Linked DNA regions of Homo sapiens: region 1 is linked to region 2. A link is a loop called in an ENCODE intact Hi-C map of the cell type or tissue named here. Cell type or tissue: sigmoid colon. All regions are shown on one strand.

The links. A loop is a pair of places that touch in the nucleus more often than their neighbours do. Peaks named below come from ENCODE experiments on the same cell type or tissue, not always from the same donor. Only the 100,000 strongest peaks of a DNase experiment are listed, where the experiment ranks them.
Region 1: it touches region 2 in a loop (4-fold over the local background); 11 of 110 quality-filtered maps call a loop at or near these places.

What each region holds. Positions count from the first base shown.
Region 1 is chr20:59,221,521-59,224,020 of GRCh38, forward strand. The region is part of intron 4 of ZNF831 (zinc finger protein 831); the gene reads left to right. Among named protein-coding and RNA genes, the nearest start is that of ZNF831, 59 kb to the left of the region's middle. RefSeq lists a silencer at 1,072-1,141. In sigmoid colon, a CTCF peak has its summit at 1,187 (motif pointing left); DNase peaks (open chromatin) are centred at 881 and 1,171; H3K4me3 peaks cover 1,813 bases; H3K27me3 peaks cover 1,387 bases.
Region 2 is chr20:58,235,837-58,238,336 of GRCh38, forward strand. It overlaps the pseudogene PPP4R1L. Among named protein-coding and RNA genes, the nearest start is that of ANKRD60, 8.4 kb to the left of the region's middle. RefSeq lists a silencer at 1,289-1,338. In sigmoid colon, a CTCF peak has its summit at 1,403 (motif pointing right); DNase peaks (open chromatin) are centred at 945 and 1,395; H3K4me3 peaks cover 772 bases; H3K27ac peaks cover 208 bases.

The sequences.
Region 1 (2,500 bases), 990 kb after region 2:
CCATTGCTTCCTGCAGTAGCATTTTGAGAGTTTCCTCCAAATGTTTTTCCTCATCTAATTTTCAGTATGGCCCCGTGGGGTCAGGAGGTGATGTGTGGCCAGCCCTGTCCTAATTAGGAGTCTTGCCCAAGTTCATACGTTGAGGAAAAGAAATGCAAGCTCAGTTCCAAGGTTTTTCCCTTGCTAAAACTCTTAAAATTTTGGCTTGCTTATTTCCTTAACTTCCAAAGGACATGAACAAGTGATTTTTGTACCACCCTCCACATAGACATTAGCGATCATTTTCAGTCATTTTCAGCTTTCCGGTTTTGCTAGGAGGCACCTGGCGTGCCGGGAACGGACAAAAGCCATTTTTCTAAGTACTAGCGTTTGAAATTATTAAGTGTTCGTTAAGCACCCCCGGGTGCAAAGCACTCTCAGAGATGTTTATTTCTCAATTTTCCATAATTTCCTTATTTTTTTTCCCCTACCTAAAGGCAGATTGAAAAATGAACTCAGTGCATTGGAGTCTGAATCATAGTTAATGTGCGACGCCCCCTCCCTTAACTGCGCTGTTTTCTTTCTGCCTCCTCCTGTCTCCCAGCTTATCAATCTGATAAAGTTCTTTTTAACCCCTACTCAGGGGCTGTAACTTTTGCTTTATTCCCACGGGCATGGCAGGAAGCGATCAACGCAGAGCCCCGAACCCCACTCGCCCCACGGGCTGGGCTGAGCTGGGCTGGGGGTCGAGCTCAGCGAAGCCTCGGGAAGGCTGCAGGGTGCCCGGGCGGGCGGCGGGGTGGGTGCGGACCCCTGGCTGGGCGCTCCCGAGACCCCCCTACCCTGGTGGGTGGGCGCCCGGGGGCCTGGAGAGCCGCCTAGCCACGTGGATGCTTCTGGAAGAACACAAAGCCCGGGCCCCCTCCGCCCCCGCCGGCGCCAAGCCTCAATCTTGCAGGAGCAGAGAAGAAAGGCTCTGTTTTTCTCTCTCTCTTTTTTTTTTTTTGTGTGACAACAACCTCACATAACCTCAAAAGTTACCCATGAATTTACCAAAACTTTTTATGAAACTATTTTAACCTCTGGTGGGGGTTAAAAAACAAGCCTTGTGAATTTATTACCCGGAAGAAAGCGCAGAGGGCTGGGATTTACAGCAAAGCCGCCTTCCAAGCTCCGCGGGGGCCCCCTAGCGCCCATCGCGGGCACCGCCGAAGCCCGGCTCCCTCCTCGCTCCGCGGCGCAGCACGGCCTGGAGTCCGGTCTGGGAGGGAGGCGGGCGGACCCCAGACTCGTGCAATCAGGGGCACCTGCTCTGAACACCAGGGACCTGGCGGTACAAATTTATTTTATGTTCGTAGGGGTTTCCGTGGTAGAACCAAGGGAGCAGGCTGAAGCCGAAGGAAGGGAGAGCAGGGTTTTGATCCTAGTTCCTTGGCTTCTGCAAATCGGCTGGGACCCCCCGCTGAGCAAGCGACTGTCGTCACGGCCCCCGCACCAGACGACCCCAGCCTGTGGATGATGTTTCACTGCCCTCACATAAACGCCACCCAGAAATGCAAGAGTAAGAATGTTCACGAAGAGGGGAGGCAGGAGCCCCAGCTGATAACAGGAGGAGGCAGGAAGGGGGCCTTGGAGGAGGTCAGAGGGGGGACATTATTTCAGTTTCCCAGGACCAGGGTGAGAGATGGGGGTGAAAGAAGAAAAAGGACAAAACGAGGTGCCGAAGGCTCTATTGGGTGCTCTCTGTCCGCAGGGATGTAAAGCAGAATCCAGGATTCTGCCGCAAAATGCAGGCTCCCAATCGCTGCACGGTGACCAGGACTCCCGGACCCTTCGCTTGCCAAGTGTGTGCGATGGTTCCTTCCTCTCCAGCTTGCAGACACACTGGTTCTCTTTCAGAACTAGCCATGTTTTTTAAAAGCACATGGAAAAATGTTAATAAGCAAACGTTTTAACAGAGAGATGCAGGAGGAACGAGCCGGCAGCAGCCTCCCAGCAGAGGCAGCGGTGCTCCAGCGGCTACGGGAACGGGCCTCGGAGGAAAGCACTCGGGCTCGCTGCCGAGTTTCACCACCTGTAGTCATGTCATCCTAGGGACGTGTCTCAGCTCTTCTGTGCCTCGGTTTCCCCATCTGTAAAATGGGGGTGATAGTAACACTACACAAAATATATCTAGAATTTGAAAGAGTGCTTTGAATCATATAACCTTGGCTGTTGTGTGGTGAGGCCAGCTGGCTGGTATTCATCTAGCTCTACGGGGAAGGCAGAACCCAGATTTCACGTTAAATAAAATCTCTCAATTTTTACAGGGTGCTAATTTAAACACACATACACGCACGGACGTGCACTTGCACACATACCCCATCTGGGCCCAAATACAGTCAGCTAGTTTGAGACCTTTACTTCAAAGGCTGCCAGGAGGCCACGGGACAGGAGGGAGGAAGGAAGGAGTCATCTCTCCCTGTCATCCACCACCCCCACATCCAGGCCACTGGAGCCAAACACTGAAACCGGTGTGGCC
Region 2 (2,500 bases):
AGAGTCTTTGCTCACTAAATATTTTTCTACAAAACCAAGCTGTAAATCAACCTGTATTTTAAAAACACTAACCTATGGCTTAAAGAGTTTCATATATAAAAGGATTACTCCACAATTGCCGTCACTGAAACATATAACAAAAAAAGCTATCCTACAAATTGATAAAACTATAATATAGTTCCTAATTTCAAATTTTAAAAGCTAGTTTCATAGGTTAGCTGACAAAGTAAGCCCAGAAAAATTAAAAGAGTTAAAATGGAAGATACATCAACATTCCTATTTGTAAAAATCACAGAGCAAATGCCCTGATTCCTTACTAGTTTGAAGGAGATCCACCGAACTTCAGAAACTTGATCTGCACACAACTTTAAGGCAATGTGCATTAGGTAATCATAAACATCATTGGGACTATAGAGTTCCAGAATCAGTATCAGCTGTCTGAAATTAAAAGGAAAACAACAACAACAAAAACAACAACAAAAAAAACATTATTTTTGGGCAAAAAAACAAAATTATTGATTTCTTTTTACTGTTATTTCATCTTACAGATAAAAATAGCCAGGCTGGGAAATGAACAGCAAAAGACCCAGCAAGATTTCGGTCTTCAGTAAAATGCCAACAGCAGAAAGCTGAGCAAAATGACCATGCAAAAAAAATGTGAACAAAATTTTAATTCTTCATCTCACACACATACAAATCAAACAAAAAGGAAATAAACTCTGTAAAATAGAGGCTGAGAAATTTATGAATACAGATTTAATATTTCAATTTTAGGTTATCAGTTGAAAAGCACATAAAACTTTAAAAATCAGATAACATAAAAATAGCCAGAATGTTGAAGTTCACAAAGGTCAACAGATCAAGCGAACACTCTGAGATTGCACGACCGCCCCGGCGTTTCTCCGACTGCAAACCGAACCGGATGCTCCTGCTCGCGGCTCTTGGCAGCACGAGGTGGTTTCACTGCAGCGAGGTCCGCTTGGAGAGAACTGGGAGCGCGTGCTCCTTACTCCGAAAGACAAAAGCATGCAGGAGACGGCTGGCTGCGAAAACCCACTACCAAAGCTTTCACTACTTTCTAAATGGGGATGGGGAGAAGGGCATGAAAATAAATGACATTGCTTTCACCCAGGCAACGAAAGGAAATGAAAAAGAGATGGGGAGGAAGTTAGAACCAGAAGCCCGGAGTGCTGGTGAATACTTTCATATCAAAAAGCACCGTTTTCAAAAACATGATACCAATATCATGGGCACCGGAGCACAGAATTCATATCAGTCGCTGTGGCTTCAATAAGCCGGGAGATGGGAGATAGGGCGCGTAGGGGGCTAGATAACGTGGTCGGGCACTGGGGCCGCGCAACCACCCGGGGAAGCCCCGCCGGGCACCGAGCGCGCCTACTTCCCGTGCGCCGCCGCTAGAGGTCGCACTGCTTTCATGGAAAACGTGGGCCTGTTTTTCTCGACTCAGAACAGGATGCTGGGAACATGGTAAAATGACTGAAACCTCAATCTCTCAAATTAAGCAGAATGATTAAAGACCACAGCAAAGAGAAAGGCTTTCGGTTTGCCCCTGGCATCAGCCAAATCATATCCTGAATAGCTGCAAAAGCCTGATGAATTTATTCAGGGAAGACAATTATTTGAGAGATTTCTAGTTGTGGATGAGAAAAATGAAAACTAAAGACACCGAAATGAAAACAAGGTAAAAACTAAAACCCAAACAACAACTGCCACAAACAAATTCCCTCCACACCGTGAAAGGCACATTATATACCTTAGGAAGGGGAGTTATTTAAACTGATGCTTCCACCCTTTCATCATCACTAAAGCCTGGAACATTCCTTTTGCCAGCTCAAGACAGAATTAAATAACTCCTTCAGGCACAAAATGATGTGCAGATAGGAGCCACCTTGGGGAACCTTTTTGTTTCATAATCATCTCATCTGGGTTAGACCCCTTCCTGTCTCCCACAGTAGCTAAAGGGCATTAAGCATGCTGTACCCTACGGAGAGGACCACACTCAGAATGTTCAGGAAAGCTCTGGTAAAAACTGCTCCGATTAATAGGAAAACACTGAAGAGTGGGTGATTCATCTTTTATTTGGTTCAAATAAATTGCCTTCTAGAACAGCAGAACACTCTAATTCGAAAGTGACTCAAGCCCTGTCTTCATCTGAAAATGAATGTCTCCCCGGAGACTGTGGTATTTGTAACTCAGGGTTTTTGGAATTCTGTTTATACCTTAATAAAAACATAATCTCTTTATCTAAAAGAACACTATTGCTGCTGCTTTAGAAATCAATTATATGGTAAGAAAATTAAGATTTATTCCATCTAGTTTGCTTTCTCATATCCCCAAATATGTTTTTACTTACTCTGCTAGTTCATATCGAAACCTCCAATTCCTGCTGTTATCAGTCACTACAAATTCTTGAAGCTGATAAAGATAGTCTCTCCTCTTGTCTTCATGAAGCAACTATTTTTTAAAAATGTATATATAA